2 separate regions of the Mus musculus genome follow, and region 1 is linked to region 2. Evidence: chromatin loops called from intact Hi-C (ENCODE). Cell type or tissue: heart. All regions are shown on one strand. Links, peaks and the distances in the headings refer to the core of each region. The heading gives the core; the rest is flanking DNA. Region 1 holds the start of Gm40527 (a long non-coding RNA gene). Region 2 holds the start of Dpp8 (dipeptidylpeptidase 8).

Region 1 (9,177 bases), core at 583-8,582, 160 kb after region 2:
AGATGAACAAGAGATGAAGTCAAGCGTGCCCGAGGCTGGGCATATCAGCACACACCTTTAGTCTCAGCGTTTGGGGGAATGGGCAGGCAGCTCTCTGTGAGTTCAAGGCCAGCAACATTTAAGTCTCAGGCCAGCAAGGACTGCACAGTGAGATCCTGTCTCTCAAAACAAAACAAAAGATAAACCTGGGCTGAAATGGTGGTGTACCCCCCAACCCCTGTAGTGTCAGCCCTGGGCTACATAGCAAAAATACATTCCCAATAATAACAGTAGTAGTAATAATAATAATAATAGGGCTGGAGAGATGGCTCGGTGAGCGAGAGTGCTTACTGTACAATCATAGGAACCAGAGTACAGACCCCAGTACCCAAGTAACAAGCCTGTATCCCACATACCTGCAGACACACATGTACATCCACATCCACTGCGACATGGACACACATAAACATTTAATAGTAAAAATAAACAAACAAGCTTGCTTCCGCTACTAAAGGTGCGGCACTGGTAGAAAGACACTTAGGGTGTGTGAAGCCTTGGGTTCCAGCCCCAGCTACTGTCTAACTTCTTAAGGGAAATGAAAAAAAAAAAAAAAAAAAAAAAGCCCAGGGGGACATTTGCAGTTTAACATCCCCACCCCCAACCTCAGCTCCCTTTCACTCCTCCAGAGCATGAAAACAGACTTTGAGAATCCCAGTGCAGCTCCAGGCCTGACCTTTGCCCCTCTGACTATTTCTTCAACCAGTGGCGATCATAACCAGACATTAAGAGCTGCTTTGTGAAGAGATCAAATAAGGAGCCAACTAGGAAATTCCTGGCACCTGGTGCAATGTAGGCGCTTGATAAACACTTTTTGTGCAGATAGTGATGGTTTGGTGAGTCCTAGGATTCCAGTTGGAATATAGCTCAGGGAGAAAGGGCTTGCCTAGTGTGCAGGAGGCCCTGGGCTCAACCCCCAGCAGCAGGGGGTGAAACAGAAAAAGATATTGCAGACGTGTGACAAAGGACTCTACCCTAGTAGCGCTCTCCAGAGTTGACTGTTCTTGAATCCAACCCAGCAGTCACACAAAGGTCACAATGCATTCTCCTGGCCTCCCCCTCTTCCTGTTAAGACACAATAAAGGACTCTGACTGCCTGATTAGAGGAAGCGGATATACAATTAATTTCAATGTTAGGCCTAAAGCCCTCCTCCTACCTTTCAAGAAGAATTGCATACCTATTCCAATTTACACACTGAACAAACATAGGATTTTCCAGCGGGTTCTGCAGTCTTTGAAGTGACCAGACCAGACCATTGATTTATTTCCAACTAACCTCTTTCTTTGAACCCAAAAGGGTCAAGGTTAATTATATAATAAAACACACTGTGCCCAGCTGCCCTTCTGAGGGCACAGAGAGTCCCCACTCCCTTTCTGAGCCAGAAGAGGTGGATCGGGTTTCTGATTCCTTCCCCCCTCAATTCATTTCCTTCATCAGAGCCCATTAAGAAGAAGAAGGGCGGGGGCGGGAATGACCTCTCATTTCCTCCCCGAGAGATAAATTTTAATTTGCTGAAAACAACAAAGGGATGTGAGCCATGTGTTTACACCCCTTCAGCTGGAAAACCTTGCTGGGCACCCCTGTCCAGGAGCTGGCAAAGAGTTGGGTGGGGTAGCCAAGGTTTACAGACTCCTGAGCCTGGAGTCTTTATCTCCTATGAAGTGGAATAATGTCCCCCAGAGGGACCCTGCTGGTGCTGTGTTACCACAACCAAGACTCCACTAAGGCTGACACGATGGTGAACTAACCAGCCACATGCACACCCAGTCCTCAGTGGCCATTGAGATGGGCATCATGGCATGACCGTTGGTTGATGGTCCCCCCCACCCCCACCCCTGTGCCTCACTTGCCAGCCAGCCCAGCCTACATGGTGAGTTCCAGACCAGTGAGAGACTCGTCTCTAGATAAACAAGCAGACAAACAAATAAATGGTGAATAAACAAATAAAATAAATGTCGGGCACAGTGGTAAACACCATTAATTCCAGCAGCCTGGAGGCAGAGGCAGGTAGATCTCTGTGAGTTCAAAGCTAATTTACATAGCAAATTGAACCTTGCTGGTGGCTGGAGGAGACTTTGAGGTAGTGGTGGTGGTGGGGTGTTGGAGGGGTGATCTGATCTAAATGCATTGTGTATATCTATGAAATTCTCAAAGAATCTATTTTAAAAGTAAATAATTTTAAAAAAAAATTAAGGCTGGTGAGGTGGCCCGGAGTGTAAAAGCACCACCTGCATTCAACCCCTTAGAACCCACAGTGCACTTCGGGACAAGCGCACTCTCACGCATACAAGTAATAAGGATTCTTTGGTTTTTCGAGACAGGGTTTCTCTGAATAGCCCTGGCTGTCCTGGAACTCACTTTGTAGACCAGGATGACCTCGAACTCAGAAATCCGCCTGCCTCTGCCTCCCGAGTGCTGGAATTAAAGGCGTGCGCCACCACGCCTAGCTTAAAATGCTACATTTTATATCTGCCAAGTTCTTAAAATGCCCACGACTGGGGAAGGGTTACTAGAAAGTGAGGGCTTTAGGAGGCGGAGCCTAGAGAAAGGAAGTTGCATCTCAGGGGCGTGTCTCTGAGAAAACTTCCGGTCTCTGCAGGCTGGCCTACTTAGGGTTTCGGTACAGCGCATTCCTGCTATCCTGAGTTCTCTCTCCTGTCTGAGTTCATGCAGTGACCCAATGACCTTAGACCCCTGAGCCAGAAGCCCTCTCACCATCACTGCCCAGAAAGTTGAAAAAGAATGAGGCTCTTTTTCTTCCCATCGTTTAAAAGCAAAAACATTTCAGAAGGAGGCCAGCCTTGGAACGCCTGGCAACACGATCCGAGAGAGGCATGCCCGGGCTCTGAGGGAGAGAGACAAACGACAGACATGCAGCTAACTGGATGGAAAGTTGGATTTGATTCTCTCTTAGGTGTGCAGCCCAGAGAGGAGTCCCAAGCTTTCCCATGTAACTGATGTGGGGATGAAGTATGGGTGGTTGGGACCACTCAAGGACCAGCATCCCTCCTAAAGCCCCAAATCTGGAGATTTCCCACCGCAAAGCACCTGATCTAAATGAAAATGGCACCTCTGGAGACCCACTAAACCCGGAAGTTGCCTGCATCTGAGGACGGTCCTACCGTGGCCAAGGCGTCAGCCCCTGGGGACAGAGGCCCAGCATCTGAGGAAGGGATGTAGATTCCAGAAGATGGCCGCAGATTGTCCACTCCCCCCCCCCCCAAGTCAACCAAGGTCACCCTGCCGCGGATATACTGTGCTGTCTGTCGCCTCCTTGGCTTCCTTGGGGAATTGGGCCAGGCACAAGAAGTCCAGACACGTGGGGCCATCAACAGTGTCTTGGAGGAAGAATACGGAGACCCTTCTGGACAAGGGGAAGAACTTGAAGACTAGTGACTGAGCCATGCTCACGTTTGCTAGTAGCTGGCTCCAACATACCCTCTTGGATATGCCCTCGTGGACTGGAATCCTGGCAGGGGTGGGGGGCACAGCGGAGTAAAGAACGTCTTTCATGGCAAAAGAATATTTCCTTCTTAAAAGGACTAAAGGCTGTCCTGTGAATACTCTGGAAGCTGAGGCAGGAGGATGGATCCAGGTCAGACTTAATACATATTACAACCTTTTCACACACACACAAAGAGAAAGAGAGAGAGAGAGAGAGAGAGAGAGAGAGAGAGAGAGAGAGAGCGCTAGCTGACTGCTTTACCATTAGGAGACAGAGAGAGAGAGAGAGAGAGAGAGAGAGAGAGAGAGAGCGCTAGCTGACTGCTTTACCATTAGGAAGCCACCAGTAAAGAAAACACAATTATTCCCAGTCTATAGGTGAGAACACTGAGGCCTCTCAAGGTTATGAGACTAGGCAGCAGGCTGTGGCACTTGTTAACAGGTCCTCAGTTTTGTCCAGTGGGCTCCCTCTGTGCTTATTCTAGCAATGGATATGAGGAGGTTTTAGATGAAGTATGTCTCTATGGGCCATCTTTGAAAAGCAGGACCTGATGGATTCATTACTGTTAGCTAATTATAATCCTTTATATCCTGTGTCTTTAGTCATCCCCATGGTGTCTTCATTAGTGATCCCTGGTCCAAAGTGCAATCAAAACTCTCCCTTCAGCTGGTACGAGGTCTGCCATCTCGGAGAGTGGTCCTGGTGTGGATGTGCCTTCCCACTGACTAGGGTCAGGGGTTTGGGACATAAAGAGCTCAGAAGCCTGCTACATCCTCTTTGATGTGTCACATGTGGACAACCCTAGTGGCAGCTTGTCTTATTTTAAGTTAGAGACCCAGGATCACCAGCCAAAGGCTTATTTTCTCTTTCTGGAGGCTTCACCAACCTGAAGGGATGAAGAGATGGGCAGGAATTAGCTCCTTCCAATGGGAATTAACCACAGGGAAACAGTCTTTGGGACTCTGACACAATGGGTGAGCTCAGGACCCATTCCATTCCGATCTGAGATGTGTGTGTTTCCGGTCCTTTCTGGAACATTCTGTGTTTGCCTCCCTCAAGGCCTGACACCCACACCTCTGCCCTAACAAGGCCTTCATGACTCTTGGGCAGACTGCTCCCACCACCCTCCACAAAGCGCTTGCCTGCTAGCATGCATGAGACTGCCGTTAAGCTGAAGTCAAGCATGCCCAGCAGTTCCACTCCTAGGTATGTATGTGAACATACATGTGAATGTAAGTGACTGCATGGATGTGAGTGTGTGCATAAGCGCACGTGTGTGTAAGTGCCTGCATGTTATTTACAGAAATGTTATGCAGGTGTGTTTACATGGCTCTGTGACAGCTTGCATATGAGGATGCATGTGTGAGTGTTTGCATGGAAGTGCACTGTGTGAGCCTGCTTATGAATGTTGTGTGGGCGCGTGCCAGCATCTGCCGCCCGTCAGGCTTGGATTGACCTTGCAGTATGGTTCTGTCTCTGCTATTTTCGTCACCACAGGAAGCCTGTCTGAGTCAGGCCCCACAGGATGGACAGCCTTGTAGTCACTAAAGGCCAGGGCGGTTCTTACAGACCGAGTGCACTTTGGTTCTGCCACTCTCTGATCTCTACTTCCTGGAGCTCAGCACTTAACTTCATGAAATGTCAGAGCCTAGGGCACAGCGGGTGGGAGTGTCAGACTATCTGATTCACCTGACAAATAGGGGAGACCAGGCCCTAGTCAGGTTCCTGCTGTTTAAACACTCAGGACTGCAGAGACTGCACAATATTTAGCTCCCAGCTAGCTGAGAACAGCATCTCCCCAAATCTTTTCTCTCCCTGCCACAACAACCTGGAGTCTTTTGTCAGCCTCAAAGTCAAGTCCGAAACATTGGCTTCCCTGGGACCTTCAGCCCTAGCCCTCAGGCTGGAAAAGGGGGTCCACCAGAGGAAACACTGCAATATGATCCGGCTATACCCCTCTCCATCATCACGGAGTCTTTCATTGGGTCTGACTTAGCCCCTCTCTTCAAGAGAATGTTGGTCTGGTGCTGAGCAGAATTTTAACTGTGGCTAATGGTAAGCTTGTTTTTGATCAAAGTCCATGTATGCCCTGAAGCTTGCTATATAGACCAGGATGGGCTTAAAATCTACATGCCTTCTCCTCACAGTTTTTTCCCCTTAAAACACACACAAGCACACACACAAGCTGTCTACCAGAGCTCTATTTCAACGCTTGGCTGTGTAGGTCACTTAAAGCAGTGAGTAGATATACAAACTATCAGTAATGCACAGTAGTAGTTCTGTTGTTAGACATTCTAAATATAGCCTTGCCGAAACAAGGCCTCAAAAAATTGGTTTAAGACTCAGAGTTGTTCCTCTCCACGGAAATCTTTAGTAAAAGGCGAAAGATTTATACGATCTGAAGAGAAACCAGAGTATGCTTACCAGTACTGTAACTCACAGCTCGGGTAAGAACAACTCCTAGCACAGTGATGGTGTCCACTTGACTCGCAACTATTCTAGCTAAACAGAACCACTCTTTTTGTTTTATAAATTTAATCTAACTTTCACGGAGATATTCTCAGAGCAACACATTAATTTTTCGATATGTTTTTGTATTGTGCGCAGTGTTCTGTGGGTATGCAAATAATATGGCGGCCCCGCCCTGCGGACACGGGCGGGGGCGGTGCCTCCACGCAGTGTCCGGCTGGGCCACCAGAGGGCGACGCCCAGAACTGGCTGGTAGTTCAAGTCTGAGAATCAGATTTTTATAGTCTGTGTTTCTGTACATCTATGTTTTATTAACTTAAAATCTACATTTGTTTTATTTTTACTCTTGTGATGCTGGGGATTGGAAGTAGAGCCTCACACGTATTAGACAAGCACTCTACAACGAGCTATATTCCCAACCCTAATTACTGCAATAAATTTGAACAAGAGCATACCATTCAACTGTGAGGTCACTAAATCCCGGCTCTTGCTTTAGTGAGAGCGAGAGGTGGGTTTAAACAGTGTACCACTTTCCTGTTTCCTGGATTGCACGGCGAGCATCTGAGTAGCTTGTGGGTGTAGTGGATTTAAGTCGTGTGCTCAGCGCTTCACTTTGCTTTCTTATCTGTCATTTAAGAGTCTGTGACCACGCTGGCTTTAAAATTGGAGCTTGCGGGCTAGTGAGATGGCTCAGCAGGTAAGAGCACCCGACTGTTCTTCCAAAGGTCCTGAGTTCAAATCCCAGCAACCACATGGTGGTTCACAACCATCTGTAATGAGGTCTGACGCCCTCATCTGGTGTGTCTGAAGACAGCTACAGTGTACTTACATATAATAAATAAATAAATCTTAAAAAAAAAAATTGGAGCTTGCAGCCAGGCATATAGTGCATGCCTTTAGTCCCAGAAGTTGGAAGGTAGAGGCAGGCAGATCTCTGTGAATTTGAGGCCTGGCTACAGCCTGGTCTACATAGTGGATTCCAGAACAGCTGTGCAGACCCTGTCTCGAATGAATAAATGAATAAATGAATAAATGAATGAATGAATGAATAAATAAATAAATAATACAATTGTAGCTTGAACACTAGTTCCGGTTTCCTGTTGACCACATTACTGCTGTGGACAAGACCTTGTGGGTCTTTGACCCTGAACTTTTAAGACTCCCTGTCCTTTCCCTGGTGGTTTTCAGTGGCGCCCAGGACCTGCCCACCCTGACCCTGTGCTTTTTGTGTATTGGTGACTCCGGTTGGCCTCAAACTCCTCCTGCTTTTGCCTCAGTCTCAAATACTGGGATCACAGACACACACCACCACACCCAGTGCTGGCCACCTCTCCTCAGTCGCAATGAGGTGAGTCAGCAGTTCTCGCCTCCAGTAGCAGGTCTTGGACCTTTTAGTTTGGAACAGCTGTAACAAAAAAGTGACAGCCATGTCCCCTTGTGACTGCGGGGCCCTTGAAACCTTAGTGCATCTGGGAAAAGAGTGCTGTTGAGAGACAGGCTCTTACGCTGCATCTGAGGCACACTCAGCTCCTGAACTATTTTTTAAGCATTTCGTTTTTTGTTTGTTTTTGTTTGTTTTCTTCTCTCTCTGGCCCTGCTCACTCTAGCCCAAAGATTTATTTACTTATCATATGTAAGTACACTCTAGCTGTCTTCAGACACACTCAGAAGAGTGCATCAGATCCCATTACAGATGGTTGTGAGCTACCATGTGGTTGCTGGGATTTGAACTCAGGACCTTCGGAAGAGCAATCTCTCCAGCCCAGCTTTTTTTCTTCTTCTTCTTTTAATTTTATTTATTGTTGGTTTGGTTTGGTTTGGTTTTGAGACAGGGTTTCTCTGTGTAGCCCTGGCTGTCCTGGAACTCACTCTGTAGACCAGGCTGACCTTGAACTCAGAGATCTATCTGCCTCTGCCTTAGGACAGCTGGGATTAAAAGCATGCGCCCCCACCGCCCAGCTTGTTTATTTTTATTTTATGTGTATGACTGACTATTTGTGTGCAGAGGCCTGAAGAAGGCGTCAGATCTCTTGGGACTGGAGTTAGAGACAGTTTTGAACCAGCATATAGGGACCAGGAACAGAATCCATGTAGGGCAGTGAATACTCCTAACCACTGAACCATCGTCTCTAACTTCAGCTCTGAGACTTCTTATTATGGTATTTTAATTTATTACCTTTAAATGGCTAGCATGGCTAATGGTTACAGTGTCGGATAGTGTTGACTCAGCCATGTTTGCGACTTGGTTTTTTACTTCAGAAAGGGGCTGGGATGTTGGGTTTTCCCTCACGGGAAGAGGAGGCGGAGCCGAGACACTCCTTCTGGAATTAGGTTTGAGGAGTACTAGTAAGGGACGCTGAGATTTCTTTTGAGCTAAGACCTTTGGGAGGAGACAAACAGCTTGCGCCAAGTGTGGTGGTACAGGCCATTAATTGCAGCACTCGGGAGGCAGAGGCAGGTGAGTCTGAGGCCAGCCTGGTCTACAGATCCAGTTCCAGGTCAGCTAAGGCTACACAGAGAAACTGTTTTGAAAAACTGAAAACAAAACACATGGATGGCACTCTGAGACATCCCCCTCCACACACACACACACACACACACACACACACACACACACACACACACACACACACTCACTCACTCACTAGGTAGTGATGGAAAGATGGTGCATACCTTTAATTCTGGCACTTGAGAGAAAGAGGCAGGTGGGTCTCTGAGTTCCAGGACAGCCAGAGCTACGCAGAAAAACACTGTCTCAAAACAAATTAAAACAGACAAACAAACAAACAAACAAACTGTAATTGATCTCCCCTTCCCCTTTCTCTCTATACGTGTGTCTCACTGTGCTTGCATGTGTAGACCCCACAAGGTCAATTCAGAAGACAGTGCCAAACTGTCTGCCAGATCAGGGCTGAACCTGGGTCCTCTGCAAGAACAGTTAGTGCTCTTAACTGCTGAGCCACCGCTCTAGCACCCTGTCCTCTTTAACGTTTTTCCAGATATTATTGTGAGTGGAGTGCACATGCCGTGGTGTACATGTGGAAGTCAGAGGTCAACTGTGGGAGTCAGTTCTTTTCTTTTACTGTGTGCGTTCCAGGGATCGAACTCAGGTCACAAGGCTTGACAGCAAGTGCTTTTGACGTTATCTAGGGGTGCAGGAACGGGTTCATGTTCTCTGATTAAAGAAAGACAGGAAAGAAATGTCATCTTAGTCTTGGGGCATCCA
Region 2 (8,985 bases), core at 986-8,985:
CTTCCTCAATCGCTGTCCACCTAATCGATTATTTTATTAATTTTAAGACAGGGGCTCACAGTGGACCAAAAGACTGCCCAGCTCAGCTAGCCTGTCAGGAGAGGGGCCCAAGGAAGCATCCTATTTCTTCCTCCTCAATGCTGGAACAACAAAATATGTGCTGCCAAAACTTGGCTTTTTTATGTAGGTACTTGGAATCAAACTCAGGTCACCAGGCTTGTATGGCAACCACTTTACCAACTGACTTAACTAACTCCCCAGCTCCTGAAATCATTACACCTTGTTGGTTAATTTTGGGAGTTCCATCTAAAAACTGCCATTAAGCGGCCTTCTGCCTCACTCTCCTTTCTTTGGGAAGCAAAAAAAGTAAGTATAGGGGCTCATATAATATATATGATATATATTTTGTATATAAAATATATATGCCAGGCATGGTGGTGCACACCTTTAATCCCATCACTTGGGAGGCAGAAGCAGGCTGATTTCTGAGTTCGAGGACAGCCTGGTCTACAAAGTGAATTCCAGGACAGCCAGGGCTATACAGAGAAACCCTGTCTCAAAAAACCAAAAATAATAATAATAATTAATTAATTTTAAAAAATATATACACATATATGAGAATGTCTATAGAATGTGCACACATGCCTATGCATGGGATCTAAGCGTCTTGTCCAAGGAGGATGGTTCAGGCCCCGGCTGGCTCTGTGCTCTCCGCCTCTGTATCACTCACATTACTCTCATTAATAAATCAGATGACACATGGAACCCCTGCTGTGCACGGGCATTTCTAATCATCATTTCACTCAGTGATGTCCATCTGAGCTGTGCTACTCTTCTCAGCTTACAGTGAGGGAGGTGACGTTGAGAAGGGGCTGGCATTCCTGTTAGCGGGGAGAAGATCTGGATGTGAGGCCAGGTCTACCTCATTGCTGAAGTTTAGTTCTTTAAACCTGGTCACTGGTAGAGGCCCAGTCCGAGTCTGGACTATAGACCCATTACCTCCAACAGGAACTGCCTCCAGGATGTAGCCTAGATCCTACAGACCTCAGTACAGAAAGGTCTCACCTTCCACTCACAATCTCCCTCGAGATTTGTTTCAGGCTGCATGTGAGTGGACCTGTACTAGCCCTGATAAGCTAGCTTTTTTCCTATTAATTTATTCATTCAATTTAGATCCCTCTCAGTCCCCTTCCCCCCACCCCCATTGTACTATCTTTAAAGAAAATTGATTTGTTTTTATTTTATGTGTATGGGTTTATCTATATCTATGTATATTCACTATGTGAGTTCCTGGTGCCCAAGAGCTTTAAGAGTTCTTTTAAAATTTTTATTTGTGCCGGGCGTGGTGGCACACACCTTTAAAAAAAAAAATTTTTTTTTTTATTTGCTGCTCATTGCTATTTTGCCTGAACACAAGTCTGTGTGAGGGGGTCAGAAGTCCTGGAACTGAAGTTACAGACAAGTGTGAGCTGCATGTGGGTGCTGGGGACTGAACCTGGATCCTCTTCAATAGGACCCAGTGTTCTTAACCACTAAGCCATCTCCCCAGCCCTGGATCAAGTGGGGTTTTTTTGTTTTGGTTTGGTTTTGGTTTTTGAGACAGGATTTCTCTGTGTAGCCCTGGCTGGCCTGGAACTCACTCTGTAGACCAGGCTGGCCTCAAACTCAGAAATCCGCCTGCCTCTGCCTCCCAAGTGCTGGGATTAAAGGCATGCGCTACCATGCCTGGCAGATCAAGTGTTCTTAACTGCTAAGCCACCTCTCGAAGCCCCATTACCTGGGGTGCTGTCTTAGTCACACTTCATAGCCTAGGTAACTTGTCTTTTCCTGTTCAGTGCCAAACTACAGAGCAGCATAGAACCAGCTAAGCTTTATCAATAACATATAACAAGACCTGGCAAGGCCTGACTTGCTTGGCCAGTAGAGATGTAATGAGACACTTAGGTTCAGCCGCTCACTCACTTGTTCACATAAAGTGGGCACAAAGGAATCGGGCAGGCTTCTCAGGGTTTGCTGCTGCTGCTGCTGCTGCTGCTGCTGCTGCTGCTGGTGGTGGTGGTGGTTTGGTTTAGTTTTTTTGTTGTTTGTTTGTTTGTTTTGTTTTTGTTTTTTTGGTTTTTTTTTGAGACAGTTGTCTCTGTGTAGCACTGTTTGACCTGAAGATCACTTTGTAGACCAGGCTGGCCTTAAACTCACCTAGATATCTCAGTCTTTTCCTCCAGAGTGCTGGGGTTAAAAGTGTGCCCCACCATTCCTGGTGCTTCTCAGGAATCTTGACAGGCACACTGAAAAAGACTGTGCTGAAACAAAAGGGAGACATGAATTGTAGAGAAAGACTCTGAAAGGAGCCCCTTGCTCAGGCCTCGGGGCAATAGTGGACACCCAAGAACTCACAAGAGACCAAGCTTGATGCAAACCACATGAGGCTTTATTCGGGGAAAGCCAGAGCTCTGGGGACGACTCATATCCCATGCAGGGGTAGAGGAGTCGATCACGAGGGGAAAGGGGTCCACGTTTTTATAGGCCCTCAGGGGGGAAAGGAGAAGGGGGGATTAGGGGATTTCCAGATCTAAACAATGTCTATTCTCAAAAAAAAAAAAAATGGGTATGGAAGGGGTACAAGGAAAGAGTCTGGTGTAGATGTAGCAACTCCGGATTGGCCCTGCTGTGGTTGCTTGGGAGATTTTCTGACTCTTTCCCAGCAACCAATATCACAAACACCTGGCAATGGGCTTCATCAGCGGGCACACACATGGGTTCAAGGAACGGTCAAAACACTGGCAGACACAAGGGTTCAAGGAGTGGCCAGAGCATTGTGCACCTCTATTTTTCTAAATTAGTGAAGCTAGTTCTGCTAACAATGAAATCTATCTTGCCAATTTCAGGGCTTCTGTGACCTTTTACATTCTGTCAGGATCTTTCAGTGGGACACACACTGATGAGGGATGAGCTATGGGACACCCACCCCTGAGATGGGAGTTACTGGACACCTACCCCTGAAGAGACAATTCTCGATTGTGCTAAGCAGCTTTTATGTTCTTGGCAAGGGGGAAAGAAAACCACATAGGAAGCTGCAGGGAGAGATGTTGCATGAAATATTAGAGAAGTATCTTTCTAGCATTTTCCCAGGGGAGACAGCTTGGAACTCCGCACAAACCTACCCTCTCCACTAAGGCCCAGCTCAGCTCTGGCTAGGACCTCTGCTCCGTGGCTGTACGGACATAGGTGGTGTTGGCAAGATGCGGTGCTACAGACGCTGCCCTACAGCTTCACCAGAATCTGAGGGCTGTTTAGAAGCCTCGGTGCTGGGGGATTGAGTCCAAGGCTTCAGATGTGCCAAGCACATCTGTGAGGGGGAAGAGGAGGAGCTAGAGACGGGGTCACACTCTGTAGCAAGGCTTGCCTGGTCTAGAAAGCACTATATAAGCTGGGCTGGCCTCCATCTCACTGGATAGCTTAGGCTAAGCTCAAGCTCACGGCAGTTCTCTTATCTAGTTTCCCAAACAGGGACCTACAGGTGCAAGGCACCACACCCTGCTGCTAAGCACCTGTCCTACTGCAGAGATACAGTCCTAGCCGGGGAGGGTTTGTTTGTTCATCTTAACCACAGTGGAGGAGAGAGAAAATAACTCTGAAAACTTACAAATCTGAGTCTCTGTCTCTGTCTCTGTCTCTGTCTCTGTTGTCCAGACTGGTCCTGAACTCAGACAGAATCCTCCTGCCTCAACTTCCTGAGTACTGGGATTTCCAGCCTGTACCACCAGGCCTTTCTTCTAATTCATTATGAGGACGCAAACTGCACAAAAATCAGATGTGTCCTTTTCCCTCGCTCTTTGTGGGCCCAGATTTGAGAATAGCGTCAGCAAATGATAGAGAATCCATGAGCCCAAAGGAAATTCAAGATAGCACACTGTATTTTGATAATGGAGTAGGTGTATGTATTTAGAGTCTTAAAACGTGCTCTCAGATCAGAGACGTCAAATGGGATACTTAGAGAAAACCACTGTTCTTTTTCTCTTTTAAAAGATTTTATTTATTTTACATATATGAGAGTACTGTCTGTCCTCAGACATACTAGAAGACAGCATCGGATCCCATTACAGATGGTTGTGAGCCACCATGTGGTTGCTGGGAATTGAACTCGGGACCTCTGGAAAAGCAGTTGGTACTCCTAACCACTGAGCCGTCTCTCCAGCCCCTACTGTCCTTTCTTTTAGGGAGCTCAACATCAAAAAGAAAAAAGAAAAAAATTCAAGGGAAGGCTCCTTTAACCTCACAGTGGGTCAGTACACACTGCAGTAGGACATGGTGCCTGTGGGTCCTCTCTTAATGCCATTACAATAATCCCACTGATACACAGCTCCCAAAGACAGTAACAGGAACTGGGGAGGCATAGCTCCTCCACCAGTCTGGTCTCTGCCTACTTTCCCAGCTACCTTTACACTTCTTTCCCCACTCTTTCCCTCAGCTAACGTACAGTGTGGATTAGGAAATAAATGATGGGTCAAGGGACCTGCCTCTCAGTGTAGCAGCCACCTCCAGGCCTTATTTCTCCATCTTTCATGTCTCAGTGCCACAGGCATTGTTAGCTTTTATCACTACTGAATGCCAATGTTGTTATATCCATTTACAGAGAGAAGACCCCAACCCAACAAAGAATGGGTGGTCTACTAAAGATCTTTAACATTAAAGTTCTGGAGGCTAGAGAGATGATGGTTCAGAGGTTAAGAGCGCTGGCTGCTGCTCCAGAGGTCCAGAGTTTAATTCCCAGCAACCACATGGTGGCTCACAGTCATCTATAATGGGATCTGATGCCCTCTTCTGGCATGCAGGTGTACATGCTGATAGAGCACTCATATACATAAAATAAATAATCAATTAGTTAAAAAAAAAAAAAAAAAGAAAAAAATGAGCACATGATGAACAGTGTTGGTGAGCTTGAGATGGGTCCGCAGTGTGGAAAGGGGAAGCTTTGTGAGTTCTGGGCACTGCCGTAGCTAGGAGCCGGGACAGGACCCACCCGGGTTTTGAGGAAGTGACCAGGAAGTGTTTGCTGAGTTTGCTTGGTTTTGGTGGGAGGTGGTGTGGGCACTTATGGAGTATGGATTGGTGTTAATGTGTGTTGTGGAAATGTGACCCTCAAGGAGGAATGTATTTTAGTGCTACTGACGTAAATAAAATGTAAACGTCACTGAAAAAAAAATTAAAAAAAGAAAAAAGAAAAGAAAAGAAAAATTTCTGTATCCAAATTCACATTTGTTTGTTTGTTTTTTTCCGTCATAACTGTAATGCTGAGGTCTCCAAAGCCATGGTTGGCCTCTGTCATCTCAAAAAGGCAGGAATTTTGGCTTTCTGCTCTAACGCAGGGATGTGTGTGTGAGTGAGAGAGAGAGACAGAGAGACAGAGACAGGGAGACAGAGAGACAGAGAGAGGGAGACAGAGACAGACAGAGATTGGATATAGAGGTTGGATAAGCGCCTGCTGGACCTGGCTTGTTCTTTCAGAAATCTTGTAGGCCCAGGTGCCTGTACCTGCTGAGCCATCCCACCGGCCAGTGAACATGAAGTTTATTTACTTTGAGTAGCTAACAGAGGTGGGGTGAATGTTGCTTTCTCTTCTAACCTTGTATGTTTTCCCTCCTGTCAGGCAGTCCACGTGCGGCACCTCCTCCCGCCGCTCGGTGGCGCTGTGGGGCCCCCTCGCGCACAGAAGCGAGAGTCATCCTTTCTTGGTCCGGCCGCTAGCCTTCCTCTGTCGGAGGGCGGGGCTCGGGGAACCGGAAGTGCCGAGGCCTCCGGTGCTGTCTTCGCCTCCGCCGCTTTTAAGTCCCTTCGTCCGCTGCCTGGGGGCCGCGGGGGCCGCCGCCGAGGAAGCTGCTGTGGCCCCGACGGGAGCGGAGGCGGCGCGGCATGAAGCGGCGTAGGCCCGCTCCATAGCGCATCCGGACGGTCCGGGCGGGCCCGGGGGGAAGGTGCAGTATCCGCCCGCTCTCCCTCCCCTGCGCCCGCGAGGCCACGGAGCTCCGGCCGGCCGCCCTCGGGCCGCTCCCGCCGGGAGAGCGGGTGGCTGGGCCCCGTTGGCCGGAAGAGGAAGCGCACACTCGGATTGCGAGGCTGCCAACGTTCACTGGGCGCCCCTGAACGCTGGCTGCTGCCCGCTCGGACTCCCACGTCCGTTATCTTGATAGAGCCTGGCTTGGGTTGGGATGCCGGGGACAGTCCGGGCATTCGGAGGAGGAAACGGAAATCCGCAGAGGCGAAGGGGTTCGCCTGAGGTCCGCCAGTGGCGGATGGGATTCGCCTTTGGACTCGCTGCTTTCCCCTAGCCGGGTGTTCCTTCCTCCCTCCCTCCTGCTTCACTCTAGATCCATCCCTCCGCGCTCACTGTCTCGCTGCCATTCTGTTCCACGCATTCGCAGCAGGGTCCTTGCCCTTCCTGTCCAGCTTGCTCATCCTCTTTTAACTAAGCCTTGCTGTTCCTACTGTCCTCTCGCGCCACATTCGCTGCCACACCTCTCCTCCTTCCTCATTCATAGCTTTCAAGCCCTTTACGTCGGATAAACTTTCTCAGCTGTAGACACAGAAAAGTGAAATGGCTAGGCTCCAGTGAGGTGTGCAGGGTCTAGACGACTGATTGGTTCTTACCGTAAAAAGCTACGGGATGCCATTTCTAGAGACCCCACCCCAAGAATCCCGAAGCTCTTTTTAACACAATATGTCATTTTTCAGAATGAGGGGCTTCGCGCTTTGGGGAGGTGTCTTGACTCTTAGCCTATTGCTGCTAACATTTTTACCCTCCTCTTGCCACATAGCTTCTTCATCTCTATGTGGCATACAGAGCTTGGAGTCTAAACTGATAACATATTATTTACTGTTGCAAAAATAACACACATTTTTCCCCCTAAGCTAGACTATCAACTGGCTTCGTGATTATTTTTTAGAAAAGCTACCTATCTCACTTATTCTCAATATTATGGCAAGAAAAAGAAGGCAAAATGGAGTACTCTTAAAGAATAGGACAGCTTTGTCAGAAATTGTAGCTGGGTATAGTGCTGCATACCTGTAACCCCAGCATTTGCGAGGCCGAGGCAAGAGGATCTTGAGTTCAAGATTAACCTTGGCTACAAACAGAGAAGTGAACAAAATTTAGTTGTTAAATTCAAGTTCCCTTTCTGCAAACAATGACCTATAATACACATTTTTTATTGTACTGAATTTATTCTTTCATCAGCTCGTTATGACATCATGTAAAAGGAACATAGGCACATAGAAATAAATTCTGTCTTTGTGTGTGTGTGTGCTTGTGTGTGCTCGCGGCTCTACACGCACATGTCTTCGGGATCGTGTGGAAGTCGGAGGATAACTTTTGGGAGTCCTCCCTTTACACTTCGTTGAGGCAGAGTCGCAATTGCTGTGTATCCCAGGCTAGCTGATCAACTTCAGCGGTTCTCCTATGTATGCCTCCCTTGCTGCATTCGGGCTGCTGGATTGACAGCCGCTCCAATGCTCCCCTGGCTTCCCTGGGATCTTTGGGTTTCTGCCACAGTGCTTTTGCCTTTTGAACTAATTCCCTGACCCTAGAAATACATTACATCCGCCAAAGTCAAGGCTTTACAGTTGACACCTCACATCTATATGCCTTTTTAAAAAGGTTTGTGTGTATGCGTGAGGGTATGTGCATGTGAGTGCAGTTCCCATAGAAACCAGAGGTATTGGATCCCCCTGAGAACTGGTCTTATGGGTGGTTGTGAGCAGCCAGAAATGGCTACTGAGAACCAAACTTGGGGCCTCTGCAATATCATTATTAACTCTTAACTGCTGAGCCATCTCTGGTCCGCTTTTGCAGTTTTTAAAACCTATCATTTTCCCTTGAATGTGTCTGGACATCAAGATTTACACCTACTGTTAGAACTTAACTACGCAATTTGAGTTATACATTTCTGGAAAAAAAGTAATCTTAGGGTCGAGCTCATTAGCAAAGGTCTGCAATTTCCACACTCAGGAAGCTGAAGCAAGAGGACTAAATTCAAGACCTGCATAGGGTTTGTAAGACCTATCAACACAAACACAGTTTTGACAAGTTGGAGATCCCAAAGAATTCAGGCATTCCATATTACACTAACAGGAAATCTATCAGTTAAATATTTGGGGATTTTTAGGCTTATATTTTTTCGACCGTATATGGTCCATTTTAATGATTAACATCTCTTATCTGGTAAGCAGGATTGGATGGTGAGAAAAGGAAAGATTCCTGTGAGAAGAGATCAGGATGAACGGAGAGATCTGTGCTTAAAGTTGGGCCAGGTGAAAATGATCTCTTTGAAAGTAGAAGAGATCTGAGCAGATGAAAATACCATCAGGTAGGCACCAGGGAAGGTCCAGAAGTGGAGAGGGTGGGGCTGTGAAATATGTGCATAATGCTGAGAATGGATAGGGCTGAGTTTTAGGAAATTCAGGCCACATATTCTGAGGACATATTTGTATATAGAGAGTATGGGGGGAATCCTGGAAATTAGTTACACAGTTGCATGAATTGCACAGCCCCTGTTGTGCAGACTATTTACTGTCAATAGAGTGACAGACTGTCATTTAAACTGTACTGTGTGTATATGTGTGGAGACTAGTACAGTCCATTCAGAAATTCCAGTTTTTAAATAGAAGTTGGTGTGAATTTTTACATAGAAGGACTCTAAAGGTGTTAATGACTCCAGCTAGGCAGTAAAACTCTAGATGTCTACTGTGTTGCTCTTTTCTGTTCCTTGGCCTTGTACTTGCAAGGGGTAGAGGAGAGATGAGATTTCCCACTTAAGGAAACTGAGTTGGATTCTTTTCATTTTAGTCCCTTGCTCCCTCAGAAGACTAGGTCCTTTGACATGATTGAAAGTAGGCCTCCTAGCTTTTAGTTGGGCCAACAACCACCACTCTCAGGTACTGTCACTTGATACTCTTGAGACTCAGTCAATTCTCTGTCAGATTTTAGTCAGT

The links. Peaks named below come from ENCODE experiments on the same cell type or tissue, not always from the same donor. Only the 100,000 strongest peaks of a DNase experiment are listed, where the experiment ranks them.
Region 1: it touches region 2 in a loop (3-fold over the local background); 5 of 42 quality-filtered maps call a loop at or near these places.

What each region holds. Positions count from the first base shown.
Region 1 is chr9:65,190,788-65,199,964 of GRCm38, forward strand. Gm40527 (a long non-coding RNA gene) reads left to right here and starts at 2,445. Exons shown (of 3, transcript XR_870869.2): 1 at 2,445-4,688. It overlaps Gm25313 (a small nuclear RNA gene), which reads right to left and starts at 5,900; the gene lies at 5,785-5,900. In heart, for the core only: no CTCF peak of the experiment used is centred there; DNase peaks (open chromatin) are centred at 5,014, 5,515, 6,154, 8,307 and 1 weaker place; H3K4me3 peaks cover 625 bases; H3K27ac peaks cover 4,535 bases.
Region 2 is chr9:65,026,652-65,035,636 of GRCm38, forward strand. It overlaps Dpp8 (dipeptidylpeptidase 8), which reads left to right and starts at 5,807. Exons shown (of 21, transcript NM_028906.2): 1 at 5,807-5,972; 2 at 8,224-8,360. The coding sequence starts at 8,345. It overlaps Gm39362 (a long non-coding RNA gene), which reads right to left and starts at 4,761. Exons shown (of 3, transcript XR_870867.3): 1 at 3,162-4,761; 2 at 2,197-2,300. In heart, for the core only: a CTCF peak has its summit at 4,797 (motif pointing left); DNase peaks (open chromatin) are centred at 4,990 and 5,760; H3K4me3 peaks cover 1,706 bases; H3K27ac peaks cover 1,337 bases.